Regions from separate parts of the Homo sapiens genome. Here region 1 is linked to region 2. The links are chromatin loops, found by intact Hi-C in ENCODE. Cell type or tissue: heart right ventricle. All regions are shown on one strand. Each heading gives the region's core, and the rest is flanking DNA. Links, peaks and the distances in the headings are about the cores only. Region 1 has its middle 25 kb from the start of HACL2. Region 2 holds the start of SYDE1 (synapse defective Rho GTPase activating protein 1).

Region 1 (15,541 bases), core at 4,645-12,644, 49 kb after region 2:
AATGTACATCACCAAGGAAGGTACTGCCGTGGGCCACTGGAATTTAATCTTATGTGCAGAACCGTGGGACGTGTCCAGGAATATACACTTCTATGTTTTTTTACCCAAGGTATGAGGGAGCTTGGGGATATATCCACTCAGTCCCATTAGCCACTGATTGAAGATTTCTCTCAGGAGGCATTAAAGTGCCAGCACATGCCGCTTGCCATGTGTACAGAAAATTCAAAGTCTGGCTCAGCAAGAAAAATAGGAGCAACGGGGATGTAGGTGAGAATTTTACAGGGTCTGCTATAGTCCATGTGAAAAAGAATATCTGGCCAGACACAGTGGCTCACGCTTGTAATCCCAACACTTTGGGAAGCCAAGGCAGGTGGATCACTTGAGGCCAGAAGTTCGAGACCAGCCCAACCAACATGGTAAAACCCTGTCTCTACTAAAAATACAAAAATTAGCCAGGTGTGGTTGTGTGCACCTGTAATCCCAGCTACTCAGCAGGCGGAGGCAAGAGTATTGCTTAAACCCAGGAGGTGGAGGTTGCAGTGAGCCAGGATCATGCCACTACACTCCAGCTTGGACGACAAAGCAAGACTCTGTCTCAAAAAAACCAAAAACCTTAGGAAGGCAAAGGCAAAGACTGCAAAATTGATACCTGAAATAAACCAAATAACACTTTCAGGAGAATGAGGTCAGCAAGATTGTGGAATAGAAGTTTTCTGCCTTTACTTCCTTCAGCTACTGGAAATTGCTGGCAACTGTTCAAAGTGAAGAATGCTATCATTAATATCAAGACCTTAGGAGTGAGGCTGAGATGCCCCCTTGGACTGAAGAATAAAAAAAAAAAATTCATGGTGAAACAGTAAGAGGAATGGTTCTCTCTGACTACACTGTCCCTCCCTGAGGCCAGCAGGACACCATATGCTGAGAGTTCTCCTGGACCCATGGTTTTTGCAGTGGAAGGGATGAGTTGGAAGTGAACATTCAGCTTCTCCATCATTCTGGGATTCTTCACGGGTAGCTTGCTCCTATCTCGTCCCACTTGAAATGTTGAGAATGCCGGCATGGCTGGACACCAGGGGTCAGTTCGGTCAAAGAACAGCGGACGAGGGGCTCACAGGAACCAGTTCACAAGTTTTGGTACTTGCGCTGCATCCCCACCAGCAGAAGTGCCGATATGGTTAGGATATTTGTCCCCACCCAAATCTCATGTTGAATTATAATCCCTAATGTTGGAGGTGGGGCTTAGTGGGAGGTGTTTGGGTCATGGAGGCAGATTCCTCATGGCTTGGTGCTGTCCTCACAATAGTGAGTGAGTTCTTGCAAGATCTGGTCATTTAAAAGTGTGGAGCTATTCCACCCCACTCTCTCTCTCTTGCTCCTGCTTTTGTTATGGGAATTGCCTGCTCCCATTTTGCCTTTCATCATGAGTAATGCTTCCTGAGGCCTCCTCAGAAGCAAAGCAGATGACACCATGAAGCATGCTGGCACCATGCTTCCTGTACAGCCTGCAGCACTCTTAGCCAATTAAACCTCTTTTCCTCATGAATTACTCAGTCTCAGGTATTTCTTTATAGCAATGCCAAGAATGGCTTGCTACACTTGCCACACCATAGAAACTAGCAAACAGCATCATGTGCAAGAAACATGGTGCATGTTATTTTTCCTAACAACATTACCACCCAGCCAGGGAAAACAACATCCAACCATGCCTGATCAGAGACAATTGCAGAGCCCAGCCAGCCGCCCCACATGATGGCAGAGTCCAGCCAGGTGCCCTTACCAGACTGTGGAACACATTCAGAAATACCACTCAACCTCAGAGAACAGGAAGCAACTCAGCCCAGTTAGAGAACCCCACAGCAAAGTCTGCCTGTCTGGAGTTTCAACCAGCCAGCCCACCCAGAATTCCAAACTAAACTAAATAATAAAGGTCTATCACAACCAAATTCCACCTGCAAAGGCTGGAAAGGATGGCTGTCTCCTCAAATGTAAAAGCAACTACGTAGGACACAGGTTTATGTTTTAAAAAACAAACAAAAAAATAAAAAAACAAGGAAACATAACACTACTAGAAAAAAATAATAAAGCTCCAGTAACAGACCCAGAAGAAAAGGTAATCTATAAAATGACTGAAAATGAATTCACAATGATTCTCTAAAAGTTCAGGAGCCTAAAAGAAAATACAGATAGAAAATTAAATGAAATTTGAAAAAACTTTATAAACAAAATTAGAAGTTTGGCAAAGAAGTAGAAACAATTAAAAGCACAAATAGAAATCCTAGGAAGAAAAAAACATAATAACCTAAATAAAAAGTTTGATACAAAGTAGGATTAAGAGTGTAGAGATACTTTATTTCTGTGATCAAAGTTAAGTGGTTATCATCTTAAAATAATCTTTTAACACTATAAGATGTATTTTGCAAGCCTCATGGCAAGCACAAAGCAAAGGCCTATAATAGATACACAACAATGAAAAGGAAGGAGTCAGTGTTCGCTTTGGCAGCACATATACTAGAAATGGAATGATACAGGGATGATCGTGGCCCCTGCACAAAGATGACATGCGCATTCTTGAAGCATCCCAACATAAAACTTATTTTAAAAGGAATAAATCAAAACATATCACTAGAAGAAAGCATTTAAGCACTAAGAAAAAAAAGTAAATGAGGAAGAAACAAAAAGAATACATAAAATAACTAGAAAATAATCAGCAAAATGGCAATAGTAAGTCCTCACCTGTCAACAATTACCTTGAATGGACACGAATTACATTCTCCATCAAAAAACATGGGGTGAAGGAATAGATAGAAAGAGGCACCCAATCATGTGCTGCCTAAAAGAGACTTAATTCACCTGTAAGAAACACAGAATGAAAGAGATGGCATGGAAAAAGATATTCTAGGGCTGGGCATGGTGGCTTACACCTGTAATCCAATGCTTTGGGAGGCCAAGGTGAGCAGATCACTTGAGGTAGGCATTCGAGACCAGCCTGGCCAACATGGTGGAACCCCACCTCTACTAAAAGTACAAAAATTAGCCAGACGTGGTGGTGTGTGCCTGTAATCCCAGCTACTAAGGAGGCTGAGGCAGGAGAATCACTTGAACCCAGAGGCGGAGGTTGCAGTGAGTTGAGATCGCGCCACCGCACTCCAGCCTGGGCAACAAAGCAAGACTCCATCTCAAAAAAAAAAAAAGAAAAAGAAAAGAAAGAAAAATATAATCCACTCAAAGGGAAGCCAAAAAAAGAGCAGGGATTACAATCCTTATGTCAGGAAAAGAAAATAAACTTTAAATAAAAAACTATAAAGAAACAAAGAAAAACATTATATAATGATAAAGGAATCAATTCAGTACAGGATACAACAATTTTAAATATATATGCAACCAACAATGGAAAACATAAATGTATAAAACACATATTCCCTGAGGGATTCATGCCATGAAAAAGTACAAGGCCTTACTTCAAATCTTCAGAAACTGAAGTAAAATGAAACCCCAAGCCAAGAAACTCAGACTCTACTTAAGAAATCCAGATCTAGGCCCGGCACGATGGCTCATGCCTGTAACCCCAGCACTTTGGAAGGCCAAGCAGGCAGATCACAAGGTCAGGAGTTTGAGGCCAGCCTGGCCAATATGGTGAAACCCCATCTCTACTAAAAATAGCCGGGTGTGGTGGCACACGCCTGTAGTTCCAGCTACTCGGGAAGCTGAGACAGAAGAATTACTTGAACCCAGGAGGCAAAGGTTGCAGTGAGCTGAGATCAAGCCATTGCACTTCAGCCTGGGCAACAGAGCAAGACTCCATCTCAAAAGAAAAGAAAAGAAAATCCAGATCTAATAAAAAGCATACTGGCAGACATGCCCTAAATATGTCTGAAACAGGCCTTTTTATGGTGAAGTAAACAACATCAAAGGGAAGAACAGAACCCTTTATAGAGACCGTGATAGAAACTCAATAACATGGAAGACTTCACAGTGAAAAAATAATGAGATATGACTATTTAAGAAGTATAATTACTTAACATGACAAAACATTGTTAAATTGAAACAAATTTATAGGCAAATCACGAACTAGAACAAAGCTGTGATAAATGTTTACCTCTTACAAATTAAGAAAAATGTGAGCCAGGCACAGTGACTCATGCCTGCAATCCCAACACTTTTGAGAGGCCAAGACAGGCAGATCTCTTGAGCCCAAGAGTTTGAGACCAGCCTGAGCAACATGGTGAAACTTCATCTCTACAAAAAAAAAAAAAAAAAAAAAAAAAATATATATATATATATATGTATATATGTATATATATATTAGCCAGCCATAATAGCATGTGCTTGTAGTCCCAGCTACTCTGGAGGCTGAGAAGGGAGGATCACTTGAGACCAGGAGATCAAAACTACAGTAAGCCATGATTGCACCACTGCACTCCAGCCTAGGTGAACAGAGAGCGACCCTGAGAAAGAAAGAAGAAAGAAAAAGAGAGAAAGGAAGGAAGGAAGGAAGGAAAGATGGGAGGGAGGGAGGGAAAGAAAGGAAGAAAGGGAAAGAAAGGAAGAAAGAGAAAGAAAGGAAGAAAAAGAAAGGAAGAAAGAGACAGAAAGAAAGAAAGACAAAGGAAGGAAGGGAAGGGAAGGGAAAATGTATAGGACCACTCCCCAACATTCATGGAGCTCAAATAAAGACCCATATACCATGTGACTGATTATTTAAAGTTAAAAGTGAAGCTAATAAACAGTTAAGTAAAATATGCTCTAACTCATCACACTGACAGCCTTCATAATGACATGAAAAAACAGAATTCAATTTAGGATTTCTGGACTCTTTAGAGTTCCACTCCAGAATGTGATGCTGTGGAGAGCACCGTGTGCTAGTTTCTAGCCCATGTCCTATCCCCTTCTCTTCCCACCCCAGGTGCCACTTAGCACTGCGAGGGGCCTTGTATGTATGTGTACAGATATCCCAACCATGCACCTTCAAGATGCAGCAACACCCTCCTTAACTACACCACTGCTTAACCACACCTAAGGAAATACACGCCAGCAGTGTGGTTCATATCAGAAGAAAGAAGTCCTACTTTTGGCCCTGCTAGTGGCTTGGAGCCACCTGGGCAGGGAATTCTAGGGTCATGTAGCGCATCATCTACAATGAGGTGCAAGCTCAAGGTAAAGACATACTCTTGACTTTGTAAACTCTTCACCCCTTGGGATGGGGTAGAGTCGAGTCCTCAGATGCATCAGTGCCAGGGCAGAATCCCTCTTGCCCAAGGCTAACAGTAGTCCTCTAACACCCCAGTATAAAATCAGCAGATGACCCTGATTTCATTATGATATAATGTATACATGGATTGAAACATCAAACTGTACTCCATAAATACATAGAATTATTATGTGTCTGTCTAGATAATTTCACCTCTAGATTTTTCTCATTGAAAAATAACTGCACTTAGATATATAGGAATGTTCATAACTGCATTATTTAAATTTTTAAAGAGGACATGACCTAAAGTGTTCTATAGTCGAAATGCCCTTACAAACAAGGGTAAAACAAAATACTGACATTCTAATTGAAAAAGATACAAAGCACAAAAATAATAAGACATTATTAAAGTCGTATCTTTGAGAATGGATAATAACATGGGAAGAATTCTCATATATGGGTTGTGTGAGAGTGGGATACGAAACAGTAAAAATTCTGTGATGACATTCGCATACATTCTTTATACTTTTTTGAATTTCCCAAATATTCTACATCAATTGCTAATTTGTATCAATAGAAAAATAACATTTCTTAGAGGATATTTTTTCTCTTGATAAACCCTTTTCCTGTTTAATCAATCTAGTTTGACAGAGGAAGCCAAGGGTTGAGATAAACAATGCAAAACATGCTAAAGCCATTTGTAACTAAAGTGTTTTGTTTTGTTTTGTTTGAAATCGAGTCTCACTCTGTCGCCCAGGCTGGACTGGAGTGCAGTGGCACAATCTCACCTCACTGAAACCTCTGCCTCCCGGATTCAAATGATTCTCCTGCCTCAGCCTCCCGAGTAGGTAGGATTACAGGCATCTACCTGCCATCAAGCCTGGCTGTCATTTGTAATTAAAGTTTTAAGAAATAATCTGAAGAGCAAGTGACTGTGGAAGAGACCCTTTAAGGTATTATCACAGGCTCCCTTCAGGTATAAGTCAGCACCCTCTTGGGCATCACATGGAAGGGAATTGGAAAGGAAACCCCCCTTGATATTTGCTCAGTGTAGGAGTGTCCTCTACCACAATTATCCTGCCTCCACTTGCTTGCCTCCAGTGATGAGAAGATCACTAGCTGCAAAAAAATGCCCATTACCTAGAGCAGAAATTTCATGCTCAAGGACAGCCCCTCAGTGACCAGCAGCAATACCAAGTAGAGCTCTGTAATATCACAAGCCTAGATTTGAATGCTGGTGCCTTACCAGGAACAGGGTGACCTTGGTCAGCTAATTTTGCTCCTCTGAGCTTCATCTATGAAAGTGGAGATTGATCTTCTGAAGTCACGGGTAATAGGAAGATGCCCTGACAGTGTTAGGAATCTTTTGGTCTCTAACTACATTTTTTTTTTTTTTTAGACTGAGTCTCGCTCTGTCACCCAGGCTGGAGTTCAGTGGTGCAGTCTCAGCTCACTGCAACCTCTGCCTCTGGGTTCAAGCAATTCTCCTGCCTCAGCCTCCCAAGTAACTGGGATTACAGGCATCCACCATCACGCCCGGCTAAGTTTTCGTATTTTTAGTACAGACGGGGTTTCACCATGTTGGCCATGGGCCAGGCTGGTCTCGAACTCCTGACCTCAGGTGATCTGCCTGCCTTGGCCTCCAAAAGTGCTGGGATTACAGACATGAGCCACCACACTCAGCCGGTCTCTAACTTCTTATGAGGACGCCTGGGATTCTTATTCTCTGCTCTGCACTGCTTGAGAGGCAGAGTATAGCAGGTTTAATTTGCTCACATTCTCAGTCCTGGCATCAGGATTGGAACCCAGGAGTCTGTCTCTGGAGGCTGTGCTTTCAGGAGTGTGAGTTTCAGCGACTCACCTTTCATTACACACATCTTCATGAACAGCTCCTCTGTGACAGGTGCTTCTGAGGGCATGAGGACACAGCAGGGAACTAAATGGGCAGAGATACCTGCCCTGGAGGAGCAGAAGGTACTAAGGGAGGCAGCCGCGCAATCAGCCACAAACAGGATAACTCAACAAGTGAGTTACATCAGAGCTAAGTGCTAGAAACAGAAAAGAGGACCTAAAGGGAGAATTGAGAAATCAGGGGAGAGTTGCCATTGTTAATGGGATGGTCAGAAAAGTCCTTGTTGATGTTTAATCACGGTCAGCTCAGAATTTCTCCTTCCTCGACTGCCCCAATTTTCTGATCTCAGCTCTAGGCTAGAGATGGATCAGCGTGGCTTCTCCAGCCAGGCAAAGACCCCGAATTCACAATTGAAAAAGAATGAGGGAATGAGTCAAGACGGAGGAGAGCATTCCAATTTCTCCTTCCTTGACTGCCCCAATTTTCTGATCTCAGCTCTAGGCTAGAGATGGATCAGCGTGGCTTCTCCAGCCAGGCAAAGACCCCAAATTCACAATTGAAAAAGAATGAGGGAATGAGTCAAGACGGAGGAGAGCATTCCAGGTAGAGGCAACACCCTGTGGCTGCACCATGCCTGGTACAGGAGCAGCAAGGAGGAATAGTGAGGGAGAGACAGTGAGGGAGAGGGAGCAGGTAAGCACAGGGAGGGGACAGAGGGATGTTGTGTAGGCCTTGTAGATCAAGGGGAGGACTTGGCATTTACTCCTAATGAGGTGGGACTATGGAGGGGTCTAAGCAGAAGAGGGACATCCCCAGGCTCAGGTGTTCCCAGACGCCCTCTGGTGGCTATGGGAAAACTGTGCGTGAGGCATTGGACACAGCAGGTTAAGAGGTGACTAGGCTGGTCCAGGCCGATGATAATGGGATCAGTGTGGACCACGTGGGCCATTGGAAGTGGGCTTGCCATGGTGGGCACATGGAGGTGGTGAGGACTTGCCCATCTGGATGGGTTGTGAAGGTGAAGCCCAATGAATTTTTTGATGGGTTAGAAGTGAGTTTAGAGACAGGCCGGGCATGGTGACTCATGCCTGTAATCCCAGCACTTTGGGAGGCCAAGGCAGGCAGATCACTTGAGATCAGGTGTTCAAGACCAGCCTGGCCAACATGGTGAAACCCTGTCTCTACTAAAAATACAAAAATTAGCTGGGTGTGGTGGCACATGCCTGTAATCCCAGCTACTTGGGAGGCTAAGGCAGGAGAATCGCTTCAACCCGGGAGGCGGAGGTTGCGGTGAGCTGAGATTATGGCACTACACTCCAACCTGGGCAAGAGAGTGAGACTCCATCTCAAAAAAATTAAATAAATAAACAAATAAGTCAGGTGCAGTGGTGTGCTCCTGTGGTCCCCGCTACTTTGGAGGCTGAGGTGGAAGAACTGCTTGAGCCTAGGAGGTTGAGGCTGCAGTGAGCTGTGATCATGCCACTACACTCCAGCCTGGGCAACACAGCGAGATCTTGTCTCAAAAGAAAAAAAAAAAACCTTAACCATTTCCATTCATTCATGTATTCATTGAACAAATATTTAAATATTTTTAATTAAAAATTTTTTTTGGCTGGGCATAGTGACTCACGCCTGTAATCCCAGCACTTTGGGAAGCCAAGGTGGGTGGATCACCTGAGGTCAGGAGTTCAAGACCAGCCTGTCCATCATAGTGGAACCTCGTCTCTACCAAAAATACAAAAATTAGCCGGGTGTGGTGGCACACACCTGTAATCCCAGCTACTTGGGAGGCTGAAGCAGGAGAATCACTTGAACCCAGGAGGCGGAGTTTGTAGTGAGCTGAGATCGCACCATTGCACTCCAGCCTGGGCAACAAGCGTGAGACTCTGTCTCAAAAAAAAAAAAAATTTATTGTTTTAAAAACAGAAATAGGCTCAAAGAAAGAGCTGGTGGAGGAGCTGGCAGAGTCACACTGGGGGATAGGGGCAGGGCCAGCCCAGCTGGAGTTCAGCGAGGACTCTGTCCATCTCAGGATTGCTGGGGGTGGGGACCCACAGTGTCTAGAGCTCTCAAACCGACAACCTGGCCCCTCTCCGCTCTCATCTTGGAGGTGGCGTCTGCCCCAACCCCCTGCACCCACCCCAGACAGAAGGAAGAAGAAAGGAGGAAATCCCAAATGTGGCTGAACATTAACTCTGCAACAGCTGAGGAGCTGTGACTGAGTTTGCTGCAATGTGTCCAGATTCCAGGCCTGACCCAAAAAGAGGTCAATTCACAGGAGTAGAATATTCCTTATTTGCCTACCTGGAACCCATGAAAATTGCACCCATTGAGAGCGCCCAGGCTGGTTGCTTGCTTAGTGAGAGAGTTACAGGGAACCAGTTGGTGCTGAGTTCAAGGACCAAGCCAATGCCACCTCCACAGTGCAGGGGAGAGGGGACCAGGTGACACTCCTGAGAGCTGTCTGGAGCCGGGAAGCTGAGGAATGCATGGGACTGGGGTCTGGAGTCTTTCCTTTTCCTCTTTCTTCTCATCAGGAAGACCCCCAAAGGCCCTTCTCCGCCCCTTTCAGCCCCACCCTAAATGACTCTGTGTGTGTGTGTGTGCGCGCGCACTCATGAGACTCTAGGGCACATGCGTGTCCACACCCCATATCTTCCCTGTCTGCTTGCACACCTGTTCACACCATGATGCAGTGTCTGCATGTGTGTGACTTTTCAAGGGTCTCTTTTGGTTCCCCCAGATGCGCCTCCTTGCCTTTCTGGGAAAATCTTATATTCTTCTCCAGCCCATGCTTTGTAGTTGGCAAAAAACAGATCGAACACCTTTCTGGGAAACTCCATTCAAGTGTGTCACTGCTTAGCCTTTTCTGGGTTAGCATAGTCCCTCTACAGTTTCTCTCTCTCCCCACTTATTTGTAGATCTGAACCTTAAGGCCAGGGATGGGCCGGGGTGGCTCCTTCAGCCAGGAAAAGCCTCTGAATTCACACTCACCATTGCCAAGGGAGGCTCCTGCAGTGCCTGCTGGCATCGCTCTGTTCACCACCTAAAAAGGGAGGGGCTGAGGACACAGCTCCTGTTATGCTGAGGGTCCCCAGAGCTGCCATCCCACAGGCCCCCTGAACACTAAGAAGTCCCACGGAGCTCAGGCAGGTGGCACCCTGAGGGGATTTTCCCTCCAGGAAACTCAAGACCCCTGGGTCAGCTTCCTAAGCCCACAGACCCTGCATGCACAGAGCGGGAAAAGGACTAATTACTATTTCTTTTTGTGGATAACAAGCAGAAATTCATTAATGAATGGCAGAGCATTCATTCATGCTCCTAGTACCCACCTGCGCTAGGCAAGGCTGCTTCCTGAGGAAATGCACCCCCAGGCCCTGCCCTCAAGAGAGGGAGGAAGGAGTGGATCATTTGATGTTGTTCTACCAATGTTGCCCAGGTTTAACATCTCTTGGTGACCTCAGCCTTCTCCATCCCTCCTTCCCTAGACCATTAATTACCAAATCAGCATTCTTCCTCCCAAAATTCTCTCTATCCCCTCACCTCCACCCCAACTCAGGACTGCATTATTCTTACCTGTTGCAAGAACCTGCAGTGTCAACTCCCTCCAGTCTGACCTCTGCACTGACCCCAGGACAGAAAACTCAAGCTGTGCTCCTCCTCTACGCAAGCACCTTCCATGGCTCCCCATTGCTTTCAAAGTTTAAAATCCCTCCATCTTCACATCCAAGACTGTTGTGATATGACCCCTGCCACCTCCTCTACTACTAAATACAGCCATTGCTCCACTCATAACAACACTCACTCCTACTTTTACTAAAAACACACCACCAGCATCACCTTCTCCAGGAAGCCTTCTGTAAGAACCCCCAAGCTAGTCATATGCAGTATCTGGGCTACCAGAAGTCCTGGGTTGTCTCTTCATATTGTCTGTGTTCCTCTGTGTCTCCTGTTAGCCTGTGAGCTGTCGGACCTGGCCTCATCTTATTCCTTTCTCCAGGAGCATTAAACTTAGATGATAAATCTGTTCCTTGCAATGCTCCTTTCTCTTTCTTTTCATGGTATATGCTTTTTCTCTGGCCACTCTTCCTTAGTCTCCTCCTCTTCTGACCCCTAATATGATAATTCCCCAGGGCTCAGTCCTAGACCTTCTTATCTCTCCCTAGCTGATGAATATAGACTCATGATTCTGTGTACCCAATCTATGCCAAAAAGCCTGCATAGTTTGGGTTTCCCCCAGACACAGACTCTGAGACAAGGATTCCAGTGGAAGTAAGTTTATTTGGGAGGTGATACCAGATCTGAAGAAGTGAAAGTAGGAACAAAAGGAAGTTTATAAAGCATGTCCTATCAAGTAACTTATCCCTGTAAGCAACTGGGGTCAATCCCACTGGAGACCTCTGGGTGGCAGCATAGAACATTCACTGCAGAGGGGTAAGGGAGCTGAGGTATGTATACACCCACTCCAGTTGGTTATTGTTGAGGGTTGCTCCTGAGTGCATTAATTATCCAATACTCCTGTCCTGCTGTACATGTGGATGGAGTAAGCTTTAATGTCCAGAGAAAGCCCTCAGACAAATAGATGCAAGCACCGAGTGTTGGAAATCAGGCCAATATGCAGTGAAGTTGTCAGAGAAAGTGGATGCGGGCAGGGGACTGACACCATCTGCTGCATGTGGTTTGTCCACTTCATTTCTGACCATTCTTTGTCACTCTCTTTCTTTACTTTTACTGTTCTGATATTGAAGTAGCTCACGGCTTCAACCTTGACTCTCTTCTCTCTAACTGATTAGTACAATCATATGGTTTTAAATACCACTTCCTTACCAGTATTCCCCAAATCTACATCTTAGATCAGCCAACCACTCTGAGCTCCAGATGCATAATCCAACAATCAATCATCAACCAATGTGAGGTGGAATGTCAGAAAAAATGTCAGAGTAAGGACCTCCATAAATTATGTCCTCCATAAAGAATGAAAAAGCTAGAAAAAATTGTTAGACTAAATTTTTGGGAATTCTAGAAATTAACTAAAGTCTTGCAGCAACTCAGAGAAAATGTATTCAGAAAATTACTGAATATCAGTGAGAACAGCATACTCGGCATTTTAACATCTCTGGTCTTCTCCCCCACTCTCCAGCTCCGTGGTCGTCTTGAAAAATACCAGCCCAAACTCTGGTGCAGCCTGGCATCCACCAGAGAGAGCAAAACAGAACTAGAGCACTTTCAAGCCTCATTCCCAAAGAATTGTCATTATTTTTTAAATTTTATTTATTTATTTATTTATTTATTGAGATGGAGTCTCTCTCTCTCTGTCGCCCAGGCTGGAGTGCGGTGGTGCAATCTCAGCTCACTGCAACCTCCGCCTCCCAGGTTCAAGCAATTCTCCTGCCTCAGCCTCCCAAGTAGCTGGAATTACAGGCATGCACCACCACGCCTGGCTAATTTTTGTATTTTTAGTAGAGACAGCGTTTTACCATGTTGGCCAAGCTGGTCTCAAACTCCCGACCTCAAATGATCTGCCCACCTCGGCCTCCCGAAGTGCTGGGATTACAGGTGTGAGCCACCACACCCGGCCAAGAATTGTCATTATTTACCAAGCTAATGGTTCCCTGCAAGATCCCACTGGCAAAGCTCTCTGTATTTGACCTGGCTCTGAGATAAACCATGCAAAAAGCCTTCACTCTGGGGGTCCTTTGTTGACAACAGCTACAGGAAGGTATTTTAGCTTCATGGATGCCTGAGGCAGTGAGTGACAGTTGAGACAAATAGACTAAACCAAAAGCTAGGGAAGGAGCTGTCTATAGAGGCTTTGAAAGGCTCAGATAAGGCTGGGTGCAGTGGCTTATGCCTGTAATCCCGGCACATTGGCAGGCCAAGGAGGGTGGATCACGAGGTCAGTAGTTCAAGACCAGCCTGCCAACATGGTGACCCTGTCTCTACTTAAAAATACAAAAATTAGGCCAGGCTCAGTGGCTCATGCCTGTAATCCCAGCACTTTGGGAGGCTAAGGCAGGCAGATCACCTGAGGTCGGGAGTTCGAGACCAGGCTGACCAACATGAAGAAACCCCATCTCTACTAAAAATACAAAAATTAGCCAGGCGTAGTGGTGCATGCCTGTAATCCCAGCTACTCAGGAGGTTAAGGCAGGAGAATTGCTTGAACCCAGGAAGCGGAGGTTGCAGTGAGCCAAGATCACGCCATTGCATTCCAGCCTGGGCAACAAGAGTGAAACTCCATCTCAAAAAAAAAAAAAAAAAAAAAGAGAAGAGGCCGGGCACAGTGGCTCACGCCTGTAATCCCAGCACTTTGGGAGGCCAAGGCGGGCGGATCACGAGGTCAGGAGATCGAGACCATCCTGGCTAACATGGTGAAACCCCATCTCTACTAAAAATACAAAAAATTAGCCAGGCGCGGTGGTGGACGCCTGTAGTCCCAGCCACTTGGGAGGCTGAGGCAGGAGAATGGCATGAACCCGGGAGGCAGAGTTTGCAGTGAGCCGAGATCTCGCCACTCCACTCCAGCCTGGGAAATAGAGCAAAACTCCGTCTCAAAAAAAAAAGAAGAAGAAAGATTGGTAGATGGATGGAGAGAAAGATATATAAATGATAGATGATAGAAAAATAGAAAGATTCATAGATATAAATAGACAACAGAGGACAGAGAAGCATAAGATAGATATAGACGGATGAAAGATAAACGATAGATGATAGACATAGATAGATAATAAATAAATGATTGACATTCTAGACAGATGAGGCATGCGCAGAATGTAGGCAAGGAATGTTACTATACCTTGGGGCTCACAATGGTGGAGAGCCTTTATCGCTTCTATGCCAAAAGGGCCAAGCAGAGGAAACAATAACCCAGACCCACAGAGGGTAGGTAGCTGGAGGGAGAGCACTGCAGGTACCCTGCAGGCAGGGAGCCAGGGAGACAAATACATTCCACCCTCTAATCCCTCACCTGTGTCTCTCATTGGCCAAACCCAAGTGGAAGCCAGAGAGTAAGGAAACCCATTGATGCCATCTACCTGGGTCATTCTCCCAGAGCACAGAGAAGAGTTGAGGAAGATCAGTGCAGATCTGGAGGCAAAAAGCAGACACTCAGCTGTTTTATCATTGTCCTTTCAGTCAAAAAACCAACTAGGATGTCAATTCCAAAGTCCCCAACCCTTCCCAACTTCAGCATGCCAATGAAATCACATACATATGAATCCTTGAATCTCATTAGTTAATTTTCCTCCATCACCAGTGCAGGCTTCCTAGTCCTCAACCTAACATCCTTTCTGCAATCATTCCAGGGAGCTCCCAGTGTGGGTGAGTCTCACATGTGCTTACAAATAAGTCAGCTCCACCAGGTACGAAAGTGGGTTCCCGCTGTGGGACACTCTTCTTCAATATTCTGTTGACATGAAGCCAAGGTTGCATGATAGAGTGGACAAAATGGGTAGGGAGAAGGACTTTCTCCTCATTTGTACAGCACTTGGGAAGAAGAATACCCAAACTTGCTTAAGCCCCAGTAGATATTTTATTTTTTATTCCCAAGAATCTACTCATGCATAAAGCTAAGATGGACTTCTCTTGGGCCAATGATTCAAGTGCAAGGAATTTATTCGCAAGATCATTCCAGAAAGCTCTAGTAGGAGTGAGGAAGAGTAGGTTGCTGCTGTGGGCAACTGGGGCTTAATCCCAAAGAGCATCCTTTGGGAGACTCTGTGGATCATATCCATGAATTCCCACAGAGAGTGGCGAGGAAGCTGGGGTATTTATCCACCATCTCTCATTCATCCCTCATATGTTGAGGGTTGCTCCTGCCCCACACAAGAGAAAGTTCCCAGGTGGAGAGTCTCAGGTGTTCAGTCAGATGCTGTCAGCAAGCACTAGAATGGTAAGTTCCAAGGGTATACAGGGGTGCACCCCCCATACATCCCTCAACTAGCCTGAAATTCCATAAAAGCAGAGACTGGGCCTATATAATTCACCATTCTATTCTCAACAACTTGTCCGGGAGTTGGCACACGGTAGGTGCCCAATACAGGTTAGAGGGTAAGGGAATAAACATAAAATAAAGTTGAGACAAACCTAAAAGAGACTGTTTCATCTTCAAAGACTTAGCCTAAAGGGGGTGGGAGAGGAGTAAACATTTATTAGAAGCTTCCACAGAATTCATGCTTCTGCAAACCTGATTGCCCCTAAATTTAGCACATCAGTAGTTCCAAAGAAGAGACTTTAAGACATGCTTTAAGACAACAACAGGTGTGAATCTGCCTCCCAGATGACAATTGGCAATGTCTGGAGACATGTTATATTGGTTGTCACAACTGGAAAAGGGGTGCTGCTGGTAGCTAATGGGTAGGGACCAGAGATGCTATTAAATATCCTACAATGCACAGGACAGCTCCCCACAGCAAAGAATGATTTGGCCCCAAATGTCAATAATGCCGAAATTAAGAAACCTTAGGTTAGAGGGTGGATACGTGAACCAATTGGAGTCAATA
Region 2 (15,541 bases), core at 3,659-11,658:
CTGCCTCAGTCTCCCAAGTAGCTGGGACTACAGGTGCCCGCCACCATGCCCAGCTAATTTTTCTATTTTTAGTAGAGGCGGGGTTTGACCATGTTGGCCAGGCTGGTCCCGAACTCCTGACCTCAAATAATCCACCCACCTCAGCCTCCCAAAGTGCTGGGATTATAGGCATGAGCCACCGCACCCAGCCACAAAATATATTTTCTGAATGAATGAATGAATGAGGCAGTGTGATGGAAAGGTTTTAGGAATACCGGATGGGGCAGCCAAAGTAGGCTGCTGAGTTGGAACAAAGATACCTGCAGTCAAGGTTAAGTGAGAGATGCACTCCTCCTTTGATATCCCCAACCTTCAGTTATGCCTGTCCCACACTCAGGTGCCTTGTGGGACTGGGACTCTGCTGAAATTAAGAAGCCAGGGGCCTCATCCCACAGAGCAAAACCAGCAAGATGGCGGGACTCCTTAATTCAGCAACAACAAAAGACAGAAAATAATCTGGAAATTCTCTAAAATCTTAGCAAGCATGCTGGAAGAGGTTTGAGCCAATCTTATCCAGTAAATTTTTTTTTTTTTTTTTTTTGAGACAGGGTCTCGCTCTGTCGCCCAGGCTGGAGTGCAGTGGTGTGATCATGGCTGAATGCAGCCTCGACCTCCTGGGCTCAAGCAATCCTCCCACCTCAGCCTCCTGAGTAGCTAGGGCTATAGGCACGCACCACCACACATGGCTAATTTTTTTTACTTTTTTATAGAGACGAGGACTCACTATGTGGCCTATTCCGGTCTTGAACTCCTGGCCTCAAGCCATCCTCCCACCTTGGCTCCCAAACCGCTGGGATTACAGGTGTAAGCCACTGCACACGGCCCAAGCCTATATTAAGAGTACAAGAACAGACCGGGCACAGTGGCTCACGCCTGTAATCCCAGCACTTTGGGAGGCCAAGATGGGTATATTACCTGAGGTCAGGAGTTCGAGACCAGCCTGGCCAACATGGTGAAGCCCCCATCTCTACTAAAAATACAAAAACTAGCCAGGCGTGGTGGCATGCACCTGTAGCTCCAGCTACTCAAGGCTAAGGCAGGAGAATCGCTTGAACCTGGGAGGCGGAGGTTGCAGTGAGCCAAGATTGTGCCACTGCACTCCAGCCTGGGTGACACAGCAAGATTCTGTCTCAAAAAAAAAAAAAAAAAAAAGTACAAGAACACTTCCTTCTCTCCATGTGAAATTTTATTGGGTGATTCAAAGCAAATCTGGAGATTCGGGAACTGAGGCTCAGAGACGAAAAGTGACCACCCCAAGGCCACATGCCAGATCTGGGGCAGAGTGGGGGAATCCAGCCCAGGCTGGTGTGACCTCAAAACCCAGCCTCTCCCTCCCTCATGATGCTGGTAGCCTCCCAGGTGGGTGACTTGCCCAAGGTCACACTGCAGCTTGGAGCAACTCAAGGCCTGTCCCGGGAGGAGGGAGCAGCCCCTGTGTGGGACTCTGGGGAGTGAAAAGCGGACAAGCCAGCAGGAGTGGCCACTTTCTGGAAAGTGTAAGAAAGATTCACTAAGATTTGGGCTGAAGTTCGCAGAGATGGATTGGGACAATCCTCCCAACTGTCCATTTGCCAGGAACTTGGCAGGAAATGGAGGTGGTTTTGTTTGTGTAAACCTTTGTGGCTGGGGATCCCAAAGGCATCCCTCACCTTTAATGATTTGCTAGAAAGACTCACAGAACTCAGTAATGTTATTATACTCATGGTTTATTGCAGTAAACAGATACAGATTAAAATCTGCAAAGGGCCAGCCACAGTGGCTTATGCCTATAATCCCAACACTTTAAGTGAGAGATGCACTCCTCCTTTGATACCCCCAACCTTCAATTATGCCTGTCCCACACTCAGGTGCCTTGTGGGACTGGGACTCTGCTGAGGCAGGAGGATCACTTGAAGCCAGAAGTTCGAGATCAGCCTGGGCAACATGGCCAGACCCTGTCTCTACAAAAAATTGTAAAAATTAGCCAGGCGTGGTGATGCACACCTGTAGTCCCAGCTACTTGGGAAGCTGAAGTCGGAGGATCACTCAGATCTAGGAGTTCAAGGTTGCAGTGAGCTAGAATTGCACAACTGCACTCCAGATGAGGCAACAGAGTAACCCCCCCCCCTTTTTTTTTTTTTTGAGACAGCATCTAGCTCTGTCACCCAGGCTGGGATGCAGTGGTGTGATCACAGCTCACTGCAATTTCTGCCTCCTGGGCTCAAGTGATCCTCCCTCCTTGGCCTCCCAAAGCAACGGGATTACAGGTGTAAGCCACCACACCTGGCCCCCATTAAAAAAAAAAAATCTGCAAAGGTAAAAGGCAGATAGAGCAGCATCTAGGAGACACCAGGCATGAGCTTCCAGCTGTTCCCTCCCAGTGGAGTTGTACAGACATAGACAATGCTGAATTCTCACAGCCACAATGTGTAACAACAGGTGCAGAGTGTTGCTAACCAAGGAGCTGACCCAAGCCTTGGTGTTCTGGGTTGTTTTTGTTTGTTTGTTTTTTGTTTTTGTTTTTGTTTTTTTGAAACGGGGTCTCTCTCTGTCACACAGGCTGGAGTGCAGTGGTGCGATCTCGGCTCACTGAAACCTCTGCCTCCAGGGTTCAAGCAATTCTCTGCCTCAGCCTCCCGAGGAGCTGGGATTATAGGCGCCCACCACCATGCCCCGCTAATTTTTTGTATTTTTAGTAGAGATGGGGTTTCACCATCTTGGCCAGGCTGGTCTTGAACTCCTGACCTCGTGATCCACCCGCCTCGGCCTCCCAAAGTGCTGGGAGGTGTTCTGGGTTCTTATTGGAGGTTGGCCACTGTATTACAATAGTTCCCGCTTCTTCATGAGGTTTCAGTTACCTGCTGTCAACAGCAGTCCAAAAATACTAAATGAAAAATTTGAGAAATAAACACTTTGGGTTGGGCATGGTGGTTCACGCCTGTAATACCAGCACTTTGGGAGGCCGAGGCGGGCGGATCACGAGGTCAGGAGATTGAGACCATCCTGGCTAACATGGTGAAACCCCATCTCTAATAAAAATACAAAAAAAATAGCTGGGTGTGGTGGCGGGCGCTGTAGTCCCAGCTACTCAGGAGGCTGAGACAGGAGAATGGCGTGAACCTGGGAGGCAGAGCTTGCAGTGAGCCAAAATCACACCACTGCACTCCAGCCTGGGCAACAGAGTGAGACTCCATCTCAAAAAAAAAAAGAAAGAAAAAGAGAGAGAAAAAAAAATAAACAATTAGTAAGTTTTTTTGTGGGTACATAGTAGGTGTATATATTTATGAATTACATGTCATATTTTGATACAGGGATGTACACATCAGGGTAAAATGGGTATCCATCCCCTCAAGCATTTATCTTTTGTTTTACAAACAATCTGATTATGCTCTGTAAGTTATTTTCAAATGTACAATTAAATTATTTTTGACTACAGTCACCCTGTTGTGCTAGCAATTCATACGTTTTTGGTTTTGGGTTTTGAGACAGTCTCACTCCGTCACCCAGGCTGGAGTGCAGTGGCACAATCTTGGCTCACTGCAACCTCCACCTCCTGCATTCAAGCAATTGTCCTGCCTCAGCCTCCCGAGCAGCTGGGACTACAGGTGCCCGCCACCACACCCAGCTAATTTTTTTGCATTTTTAGTAGAGATGGGGTTTCACCATGTTGGTCAGGCTGGTCTCAAACTCCTGACCTCAGGTGATTTGCCCACCTCAGCCTCTCAAAGTGCTGGGATTACAGGCATGAGCCACTGCGCCTGGCCACAACTCATACGTTTTAAAGTGCGTGCCATTCTGAGTAGTGTGATGAAATCTTGCACCATTCCACTCCATCCCAGCTGGGATGTCAATCCTCCCTTTGTTTGGCACATCTGCACTGTAAACACCCCACCCATCAGTCCCTTACTAGCCATGGCAGTTATGAGATCGACAAAACACAGTATAGCTAGGGTTCTGTACTACCCACGGTTTCAGGAATCTACCGGGCATCTTGGAACATGTTCCCTGCAGATAATGGAGGATCACTAGTGTCCTGGGACTACCATAACAAAATACCACAGCCTGGGAGGCTTAAACAACAGAAATTTATTTTCTCATAGTTCTGGAGGCTGGAAGTTCAAGGTCAAGTTACGTTGGTAGGGTTGTTCTGTGGCTTCTCTCCAGGCCTTGTAAGTGGCTGGCTGTTCCCTGAGACTTCACATTGTCTTCCTTCTATGTGTGCACACATCTGTATCCAAATTTCCTCTTCTCGTAAGGCACTAGTCCTACTGGATTAGGACTCACCCTAAAGACGTCATTTTAACGTAATTACCTCTGTCTCTAGCTCCGGGGTATTTCTCCGCCAACTCACCATGACTGCCACAGAAGTGCTGAGCTCTGCCCAAACCTGACCGGTCCCTCCACCTGCATTTTGTCTTTCAACGAATGGGTCTGTATGTGCCTGCGGGTGGTTAACCCACCAGGTACCAAAAGCACAGCGTATCAGGCCTGCAGCCAACGAGAAAGAAAATTGGAGGAAGAAAAATACATACATGTGGGGCTGGGTGTGGCGGCTCATGCCTGTAATCCCAGCACTTTGGGAGGCCAAGGTCGGGGGATCACTTGAGGTCAGGAGTTCAAGACCAGCCTGGCCAATATAGTGAAACCCTGTCTCTACTACAAATACAAAAATTAGCTGGGCGTGGTGGCACAGGCCTGTAAGATCGCACCACTGCACTCCAGACTGGGCGACAGAGAGAGACCCTGAAAAAAAAAATAGAAAAAGAAAAGAAAGGGAAGGGAAAGGGAAGGGAAGGGAAGGGAAGGGAAGGGAAAGGGAAAGGGAAAGGGAAAGGGGAAGGGGAAGGGGAAAGGGAAAGGGAAGGAAAGGAAGGGAAGAAAGAAAGAAGGAAAGAAAGAAGAAAGAAAGAAGGAAAGAAAGAAAGAGAAAGAAAGAAAGGGGAAGGAAGGAAGTAGAGAGAGAGAAAGAAAGAAGGAAGGAAGGAGAGAAAGAAAGAAAGAAAAGGAAGGAAGGAAGGAGAGAGAAAGAAAGAAGAAAGGAAGGAGAGGGAGAAAGAAAGAAAGAAAGAAGGAAGGAAGGAGAAAGAAAGAAAGGAAGGAAGGAAGGAAGAAAGAAAATACATACATGGCCAGGAGCAGTGGCTCACACCTGTAATCCCAGCACTTTGGGAGACCAAAGAGGAAGAGAAGACTCTATCTCCAAATACAGTCACATTCTAAGGGACCGGGAGTTAAGACTTCAACATAGGAATTTGGCAAGGGACTGAAGGGGACATAATTTGGCCCATGGGTGTCCAATCTTTTCATTTCCCTGGACCACATTGGAAGAAGAATTGTCTTGGGCCACACATAAAATACACTAACACTAACAGATAGCTGATGAGCTAAAAATCGCAAAAAAAAAATCTCATAGTGTTTTAAGAAAGTTTACGAATTTGTGTTGGGTCACATTCAAAGCCTTCCTGGGCCACATGCAGCCTGTGGGTGGCGGGTTAAACAAGCTTGATTTAGCCCATAACAGCCACATAGTATGGCTGACCATTTGTGTGACTGACCTTAGCTACTCAGCCTCAAGCCCCTCGAGAGGTCAAACTGACACAGTGAGGCCCAAGGCCTCCACCATAAAACACGTTTTTGGCATAAACTCTCTGGTGTGACCTCCAGGTATACAAAGAGACTCTCATCACACAGGATACTCCACCAGCTTGAAGGCAACTCTTCAGGAGCCAGACAAGGGCTAGACTTTACTTTGGAATGTGCAGGAGAGCCCAGAAGCATGGGAGGAAGGAGGCAGGAGCTAAGCCTGATGTGGGATCTCTGTCAAAGCCCTGCCCACCCAGCCACCTGTCCTCACCTGATCAGCCACCTCTCTGCAGGCTGCTCCTGCTTCCTCTGGTACACCCAGCCTGTAGAGTCTAGGGGGTCCACACCAGCACACCAGGTCTGGGAGCTGGACATCAGATAAGCTTTGTTTAAGAGACAGGGCCTCAGCTGGGCACGGTGGCTCACACCTGTAATCCCAGCACTTTGGGAGGCCAAGGAGGGCAGATAACTTAAGGTCAGGAGTTCTACTAAAAAATACAAAATCTAGCCAGGCATGGTGGTGGGCGCCTGTAATCTCAGCTACTCAGGAGGCTGAGGCAGGAGAATCGCTTGAATCTGGGAGGCGGAGGTTTCAGTGAGCCGAGATTGCGCCACTGCACTTCAGCCTGGGCAACAAGAGTGAAAACCCTGTCTCAAGAAAAAAAAAAAAAGAGAGAGAGAGACGGGGAGAGACAGGGTCTCGCTCTGTTGCCCAGGCTAGAGGCAGTGGTGCAGTCATAGCTCATTGAAGCCTCAAACTCCTGGGCTCAAGTGATCCTCCTGCCTCAGTCTCCAGAATAGCTGAGACTACAGGTGTGAACCACCATGTCCAGCTTGGAGAGCTCTTGGCATGGCTGCAGTGGCCAGTTGCTGAGTCTATCCCTGAGGCTGTGCAGGGGCCTAGCCAGCAGGAAAGCTCCACAGCCTTGCAGCTGATAAACAGAGACCACTCTGGAGGTGGCATGGAGCAACTATGGACCCCTCCTGCACCTCAGTTTCAGCTCTATAGCTGTCTGGCCAGATTTTTCCAAGGGTCAATGGGAGGCTCTGGTCAAGCAATGCTGTACCACTGACTGTCACCCAGGTGAGACTGTGCCCTGCCTCAGGAAGCTGCTTTATGCTAACAGAATTCATAACCATTTCATTATATACAATCATCCCCTCTCCCTCCAGCTCCTGAATGCTACTGTGATGGATATCTCTGGGCAGCCACCCCTTTGCTGGTTCCTCTGAGGTCTGACTTCCAGCCAGGGAGGCCTAGGCAGGCTGAGGTATTCACCTTCTTCTCCTGGAAGATGCCAGATAGACGCAAGCCTCAGGTGTGGAAACAAATGGGAATGACCACAGCGGGTGGAGGAAGCTTGGGTCCTGCTCCCCAAAACCTTCTCTATCTCCCATCCCCCAGGAACTGAGCACCCCAGGGAGCTGGTAGAATGGAGATGTAGCCCCACAGAACCACGCCCCATGCCCATAGCCTTGAAAACAGCCTAATTTATTATTCCCTTTGCACATGAAACAGAGGCCTAGACAGAATGTCTGTGTTTGGAGTCCACCAGAAGCCAACCTTGAGACAAGGATTCAAGTATTTAGGAAATAAACAGGAAATACTGTAAGTGGGGTGGATATGTGGGAGAGGGAAGGGAAGGAAGTCAGCAAAGAGTGTATTGATAACCAGGTTTCTACAGTGGACAGCTGGAGCTCAATCCCGTGGGTGAACACTAGGGGTCAGTGTAGAACATGAACCTCAATCATCCAACACAAGGGTGAGGGAGCTGGGGTATTTATCCATCAATTCCCCTTGACTACCACAGAGGTGCTGAGCTCTGCCCAAAACTGACAGGAAATGGTCTTTTGGTCTTTCAACTAATTGGTCTATATGTGTCTGGGGCTGGTTAATCCACCAGGTACCAAAAGCACAGCACATCAGACCTGCAGCCAATGAGAACATTTAGGGGAAAGAAAACACACACGTGGCCAGGTGCAGTGGCTCACACCTGTAATCCCAGCACTTTGAGAGGCCAAGGAAGAAGGATCGCTTGAGGTCAGGAGTTTGAGACCAGCCTGGGCAACATAGCAAGATCCTGTCTCTACAAAAAAAATTTAAAAGCTAGCTGGGTATGGCAGTGCATGCCTATAGGCCTAGCCACTCAGGAGGCTGAGGCAAGAGGATTGCTTGAACCCAGAAGTTCAAGTCTGCAGTGAGCTATGATCACACCAATGCACACCAGCTTGGGTGACAGAGGGAGATTATGTCTCTAAAAATAATAAGGCCAAGCACGGTGGCTCACACCTGTAATCCCAGCCACTTGGGGGGCCAAAGTGGGAAGATCACTTGAGCCCAGAAGTTTGAGAACAGTCTAGGCAACATGATGAGACCCTATCTCCACAAAAAAATAGAAAAATCAGCCTGTGGCATGGTGGCACATGCCTGTAGTTCCAGTTGCTTGGGAGGCTGAGGCAGGAACATCACTTGAGCCTAGGAGGTTGAGGGTGCAGTGAGTTGTGGTAGTGCCACTGCACTACAGCCTGAGCAACAGAGCAAGAAAAATAAATAAAATAATAATAATAAAGTAAATAAAAATAACATGAAAATAATTTTTAAAAAATTTGAGACAGAGTCTTAGTCACCCAGGCTGGAGTGCAGTGGCACGATCTTGGCTCACTCCAACCTCTACCCTCTGGGTTCAAGCGATTCCCCTGCCTCAGCCTCCCGAGTAGCTGGGATTACAGGTGCCTGCCACCATGCCTAGCTAATTTTTATATTTTTAGTAGAAACGGGGTTTCACCATCTTGGCCAGGCTAGTCTTGAACTCCTGACCTCGTGATCCACCCGCCTCAGCCTCCCAAAGTGCTGGGATTACAGGCATGAGCCACAGTGCCCGGCCATGAAAATAAATTTTTTTAAAAGAAAAGAAAATGGGCCAGGCACGGTGGCTGACCCCTGTAATCTCAGCTCTTTGGGAGGCCAAGGTGGATGGATCACAAGGTCAGGAAATCGAGACCATCCTGGCCAACATGGTGAAACCCCATCTCTACTAAAAATATAAAAATTAGCTGCACGTGGTGGTGTGTGCCTGTAATCCCAGCTACTCAGGAGGCTGAGGCAGCAGCATCGCTTAAACCAGGGAGTCACAGGTTGCAGTAAGCCAAGATCGTGCCACTGCACTCCAGCCTGGGCAACAAAGCAAGACTATGTCTCTATAAAAGAAAAGAAAAGAAAATGTACGCATACAGGCTCTAAAATCTGTACAGCAACTAGCAAAATCCACAGGAATAAGCATACAAACATCATTATGAAACTTAGAATTCATAACCATTTCATTACATACAATTTGCAGATAATCTGTTCTCACTTATGGAAATTTCTGATTGCTAAGAAAGAATCAGAGCCAATGGTGAATTAAATAGGCTACATGCAGGCAAATAAAGACAACAGGAAAAGTACAAAAACTCAAAAAGATTTACACAAAATAATAATAATAAATATTTATGTGGTATGTGGGTGTCATATGGGTGGGGCTAAGGGTTGCTCTCACTCCCATGTCAGACCCCAGCTCCTCTGAGACTCTGAAATACCCCATTGGGACCTTAGTCCTGCAGCCTCTACCCTCAACTTGTAAACAGGTATTGTCTTGACCCCTGACTTCTTTCCCCATTGTCAATAGCTGCCTCAAAGACATCTGCGCAGGGATCTCATAGGGAGGAGGGTGCACTCCACCCTTTTACAGACTGATGCCCCCCAAACACACATATCCAAGAAAAGTGAACAGCACCTAGGAGAACTGTATATCAACAGTTGTATAATGAGTATACCAATATATGCATAATGAGAGTCCCAGAAGGAGAGAAGTGAAAGGAGCAGAAAGAATATTTGATGAGGCTGGGTATGGTGGTTCATGCCTATAATCCCAGCACTTTGGGAGGCCAAGGTGGGCAGATCACTTAAGGTCAGAAATTTGAGACCGGCCTGGCCAACATGACGAAAACCCATCTCTACTAAAAATACAAAAATTAGCTGGGCATGGTGACAGGCACCTGTAACCCCACCTACTTGAGAGGTTGAGGCAGGAGAATCACTTGAACCCAGAAAGCAGAGGTTGCAGTGAGCCAAGACCATGCCTCTGCACTCCAGCCTGGGCAACAGAGTGAGACTCCATCTCAAAAAATAATAATAATAATATTTGATGAAATAATGGCCAAAAAACTTCCCAGAAGCCCAGAATTGATGAAAGACATGAATCTACATATCCACAAAGCTCAACAAACTCCAAGTACAATAAACACAGAGAACCACACAAAGACACATTAAAACCAAACACACACAGCCTCCTCGTCCAGGCCTCTTGGACACCCCCTCCTATACAGACCTCCATCACCTGACACCTGATCTCCTACCTGAATATTCAGCAGTGAACAACATAGACAAGCATCACTTGATCACTTGGTGGAGACCCAGTCTGGACGAGGAGGCAGATAAACTAGAACAAACCACTGGGACTGTTAAATTCAAGTTGTGGCAAGTGTTAGAAGAAAGGAAACTGAGTAATGTGATACTGACTAGACAGAGGTGGTGGACAGAAAGGGTCTCCCTAGAAGGTGCCATTGGACCTAAAGGATGAGAGAGAGGTGGCCTCAGAAGAACCAGGGCTTCCCAGGCAGAAGGAACCATGTGTGCAAAGGACCTGAGGCAGAAATAGCTTGATATGAAGGAGAACCAGAAAGGAGGCCATGGTGAGTGAATGGGACAGCCAAAGAGATGAGGCTGGAAGTCTTGTGAGACCATGCTGGGAATCTGAATTTTATTCTAGGTGAGGTGAGCAGTCATAGGAACACTATTCAGCAGGATGGTGCCACAATCTGATTTCAGTTTTAAGTCCACTGTGGGTAATATATGGAGAATGAAATGTAGGGCTAAGACAGGTTATATTTTCCCAGATGGCCACAATATCTCCCACCCTACATCCACTTGTACAATGTCACCTTGACATGCCTCCCATGTAGAGAGGTATAATCTGTGCCCCCTTTCCTTGAATCTGGTGGCAGAAGTGACACAGCATGACACTCAAGGCTGGGTCAGAAGAGATGCAACTTCTTCCTTGTTCACTTTTAGAGGGCTGGGTGGCTGTCTAAGAAGTCTGACTACCCCAAGACCACCATGCTGGAAGGAAACCCGAACCACACGGAGAGGCCTGTGTAGCTACCCTGGTCCACAGCCCCAGCAACAGCTGGCGTCAGTTGCAAGACCTCTGAGTGAAGACACCTCCAGATGACTCAGGACCCTGCCATTTTTTAGTCACCCTCTAGCCTAAGTCTCCCCTGTCCAAACTGAACCACAGCATCTGTGAGCATCATGTAAACCAAAAGGTATCTCAGATAAGTCTCAATAAATTTAGAAAGCTTATTTTGCCAAGGTTATGGACATGCCTGTGACACAGACTTAGAAGCTCCTGACAACATAAACTAGGGTAGTCAGGGCCACTACCTTGATTCAGGTCTGTAATCCTAGCTACTTGGTAGGCCAAGGCGGGCAGATCACTTGAGACCAGGAGGGTTTTTTGTTTTGTTTTGTTTTTTTGTTTTGTTTTTTTGAGACGGAGTTTCACTCTTGTTGCCCAGGCTGGAATGCAGTGACACAATATTGGCTCCCTGCAACCTCCGCCTCCCGGGTTCAAGAGATTCTCCTGCCTCAGCCTCCCGAGTAGCTGGGATTATAGGCATGCACCACCACCCCCAGCTAATTTTGTGTTTTTAGTAGAGAAGGGGTTTCCCCATGTTGGTCAGGCTGGTCTCGAACTCCCAACCTCAGGTGATCCGCCCGCCTTGGCCTCCCACAGTGCTGGGATTAGAGGCGTGAGCCACCGCACCCAGCCGAGCCCAGGAGTTTGAGACCAGTCTGGGCAACATGATGAGACTCTATCTCTACAAAAAGTAGGGAAATTAGCCAGGTATGGTGACACATGCCTATAGTCCCACTTGCTCGGGAGGCTGAGGCAGGAGCATCACTTGAGCCCAAGAGGCTGAGACTGCAGTGAGCTGTGGTGGTACCACTGCACTCCACCTTGGTCTAGTTTTATATATTTTAGGGAGACATGAGACAGCAATCAATATATGTAAGATGCACATGGGTTTGGTCTGGGAAGGCAGGACAACTCAAAAGTAGGGAGAAGGCTTCCAGGTTATAGGTGGATAAGAGAGAAACAATTGCATTCTTTCGAGTTTCTGACTAGCCTTTCTGAATATGCAATTTACAGAGATAGTCACTTATGCCTTAGTCTGGCTTAGTGAAACAAATAGGTAAGGAAGCGATCAGATATGTGTTTGTCTCATGTGAGCAGAGGGACAATTTTGAGTTCTGCCTGTCCTTCATCCATAAGGAATTTCCTTGTAGGCAAATTGTGGGGGAGGTATGTAGCTTTTTTTTTCTTTTCTTTTCTTCTTTTTTTTTAGACGGCATCTTGCTCTGATGACCAGGCTAGAGTGCAGTGGTGCAATTTTGATTCACTGCAACCTCCACCTCCCGTGTTCAAGCAATTTTCCTGCCTCAGCCTCCCAAATAGCTGGGATTACCAGTGCCCACCCACCATGCCTGGCCAATTTTTTTTCTTTTTCATATTTTTAGTAGAGATGGAGTTTCACCATGTTGGCCAGCCTGGTTTCGAACTCCTGACCTCAAGTGATCCGTCGCCTCAGCCTCCCAAAGTGCTAGGATTACAGGAGTGAGCCACCGCGCCCAGCTAGCTTTTTTAACCTTGTAGCTATCTTACTTAGGAATAGAATGGGAGGCAGGTTTGTCCTACACAGTTACCAGTTTGACTTCTTCCTTTTGGCTCAGTGATTTGGAGGTCTCAAGATTTATTTTCCTTTCACAATCACGACATGGTTGTTTTACATCATTACGTTTGGGGATGGTTTGTCAAACAGCAGTAGTAATTGGAATTTGGAGGTGAGAGAATTGAGTGGGGAAAGAGTGGCATGGGGAGACCAAGGAAGAAGCTTGGGGTGGGGTGGGTAGTGGGGACGGTCATTGAAACGAATGACACTACGGCTTGCACCAGGTTGAAGCAGTACCTGGCAAGGAGAGAGAGGATACGTGGAGGCTGCGATTTGGAGACAGACCCAAGAGAACTTCCTGGATGCCATCACCCAGAGTCCCATCCAGGGAGGGTGGGTGAGGTGGAAGACAAGGGATCGGGCCTGCGCCACGATCGTCACGTCCCATCGAAGCTGGAGCGGATCCGGGCACCCGGAGCCCCCATTCCAACCCCTCCCGGCCCCAGGCAACTACATCTCCCAGCATCGCCCGCTCGGGCCGCGGGAAAGGGGAAAAAAAAAAAAAGTTTGGGCCAAGCATTCCCGGAATGTGCTTCCTGCTGGCGCGGGGCGGGGGGCGGGCGGGGAGGCCCGGGCGGGGCGGGGAGGGCGCGGGGCGGCGCGGCCGGAGCCCGGGGCGCGCACTCGGCTCGGCCCGGCCCGGGCCGCAGCATGGCCGAGCCGCTACTCAGGAAAACCTTCTCCCGCCTGCGGGGCCGGGAGAAACTTCCCCGGAAAAAGTCGGACGCCAAGGAGCGCGGTAAGCGGAGATCGGTGGGGAACAGGGGGCGCCGAGCCCCACCCGGCCTGGGAGCGGGGTCCCAGGGCCCCGAGGACAGACGGTGGGGGGGATCAGGGGGAGCCCCCCGCACCCCGCTGCAGACTGGGGTGCCTCCAGCCAGGGGAGGGTAGGGGTCCTGGAAGGAAGGGGCTGGGAGGGAGGGGGGCGCGGACCGTTATGTGCTGCTGGCCGGGGATGCCAGCGCTGCGGGCTCCTTGGGAGGCCCGGGAGGGGGCCTCGCCCACGACAGGAAATGGGGCCGCGACTGAGGGCCTGGAGGGTGGAGGGGAGGAGGGGCTGGGAGGCCGGGACACTGGGGCCCAGTCGGGCTGGGCAAGGGGCATCGGGAGCCCTGGAGGCGCAGGATGGGAGATGGGAGGCGTACTCCTGCAAAGGAAAGAGAGGGGCGGCCCGTCAATCAGAGTAGCTGCCCCCTCCGCCTCCCACCTACTAACAGTGACGGCAACTGCGCCTGCCTTAGCCCCAGGAAACTGTCCCTTTTATACAGATGGGGAAACTGAGGCACGGAGCAATTGGGTCATGTGCCCAGGGCCATCGACTTAAACAGCTCTTTGGACTATGCTACAAACAGAGACCCTAGAGGGTGGACATCAGAGGTGGCCAGAGGAGGAGTTCAGCAGGGTAGCAAGTAAAAACCTTAGAGAAACAGCTGCGTGGGATAGGGGGACCCAGGAAGGAAGGAGTTAAAGGAGGAAGGCCAGACCATTCCATGGACGTACCCCTTCCCCCCAGGCCTTCCCAAAGATTCCCAATGTTCCCAGGGAAGGGAGAAGGGACAGAGATGCCCAAACACAAACACACACAGGAAACAGCCCAGGACATGAGACAGGAGAGGAGGGAGGGAAGGGGAAGTCCCAAAGCATTGAGCGTGGGGGGTCTGGCCTGGGCTGAGGGACAAGGGCCCATCCCAGGATGGCGACAGAGTTTGGAAGACAGGAGGGAGGGTAAAAGGGGCAGGGGACTGGGAGTGACTGTGCTGCAGGGAATAGAAAACCCAGCTCCTCACTCCTGAGCACGTAGTGCCTGCTGTGGGCTGTATACTTTTCCAAAAGGCTCCTGGAAGCCTCCCTGGACATGGAAATCACATCCCCCCATTTCACAGGAGGATACTGAGCCTCAGAGAGGGAAGCGACTTGCCCAAGGCCACGCAGGTGCAAAGCTCCATGCCACGGTTATTGAGAGGGTAGAGGAAGTGGAGACTGGAACGCAGTACCTACGGGCCCCAGGAAGCCTGACTTAGAACCCTGAGGCTGCAGGGATGGAGTCCCCTTTTGGGATGCCAGGGACTGAGTAGGGGGTGCTCTAAGCTGATAACTGAGATCGCTAGCCTGTGGCTGCCTATTCCAAACAAAACAGCAGGATCCAAGGAACCATGACTTATCAGGGGCCGGCCAGGGCCGTACACAGCATCCCACCCACTGATCAATTGCACAGGGCTGCTCTGCAGGCAGTGAGGGGCTGGGTGGGTCTCACTCCCCTTGCTCTCTGCCAGGCCACCCAGCCCAGCGCCCAGAGCCCAGCCCTCCAGAGCCAGAGCCCCAGGCTCCCGAAGGGTCCCAGGCCGGAGCAGAGGGGCCCTCCAGCCCCGAGGCATCAAGGAGCCCTGCACGGGGAGCCTACCTGCAAAGCCTGGAGCCCAGTAGCCGCCGATGGGTGCTGGGTGGGGCCAAGCCAGCTGAGGACACCTCTTTAGGGCCTGGGGTACCTGGCACTGGGGAGCCCGCCGGCGAGATCTGGTACAACCCCATCCCTGAGGAAGACCCCAGACCTCCAGCACCTGAGCCCCCGGGGCCACAGCCTGGCTCAGCTGAGTCAGAGGGCCTGGCCCCCCAAGGTAAGAACAAGCTTCCCATCCCCTTCCCCAAGGTGAGCACCAGCTCCACATCCCTTCCCTTCAGGGTAGCACCAGCCTCACACTCCCTCCTCCCAGAGGAGCACCAACCTCACACTCCTTCCCTTCAGGGGAGCACCAGCCTCACATCCCCACCCCGTCAGATGCTCCCAGAGGAGCATCAGCCTCACACCCTCCTCCCCGCCAGGGGAACACCAGCCTCACACTCCTTCCCTTCAGGGGAGCACCAGCCTCACCCCCCTCCCCTAAGCCCAGGTTCCTGGACCCTGAAGTCTGCTCTCCACACAGGTGCAGCCCCCGCCAGCCCCCCAACCAAAGCCTCCCGCACCAAGTCCCCGGGCCCCGCCAGGCGCCTCTCCATAAAGATGAAGAAGCTGCCGGAACTGCGGCGCCGCCTGAGCCTGCGAGGCCCCCGGGCTGGCAGGGAGCGCGAGAGGGCTGCCCCTGCGGGCTCCGTCATCAGCCGCTACCACCTG

What was found. Hi-C counts contacts between places; a loop is a spot of excess contacts. Peaks named below come from ENCODE experiments on the same cell type or tissue, not always from the same donor. Only the 100,000 strongest peaks of a DNase experiment are listed, where the experiment ranks them.
Region 1: it touches region 2 in a loop (6-fold over the local background); 100 of 110 quality-filtered maps call a loop at or near these places.

Annotation. Positions count from the first base shown.
Region 1 is chr19:15,142,731-15,158,271 of GRCh38, forward strand. It overlaps the pseudogene RNU6-782P. Among named protein-coding and RNA genes, the nearest start is that of HACL2, 25 kb to the left of the region's middle. In heart right ventricle, for the core only: CTCF peaks have their summits at 7,889 (motif pointing left) and 11,431 (motif pointing right); DNase peaks (open chromatin) are centred at 7,901 and 11,436.
Region 2 is chr19:15,094,351-15,109,891 of GRCh38, forward strand. It overlaps SYDE1 (synapse defective Rho GTPase activating protein 1), which reads left to right and starts at 13,051. Exons shown (of 8, transcript NM_033025.6): 1 at 13,051-13,171; 2 at 14,706-15,047; 3 at 15,354-15,541. The coding sequence starts at 13,084. RefSeq lists an enhancer at 14,737-15,287. In heart right ventricle, for the core only: CTCF peaks have their summits at 7,326 (motif pointing right) and 7,526; no DNase peak of the experiment used is centred there; H3K27ac peaks cover 734 bases.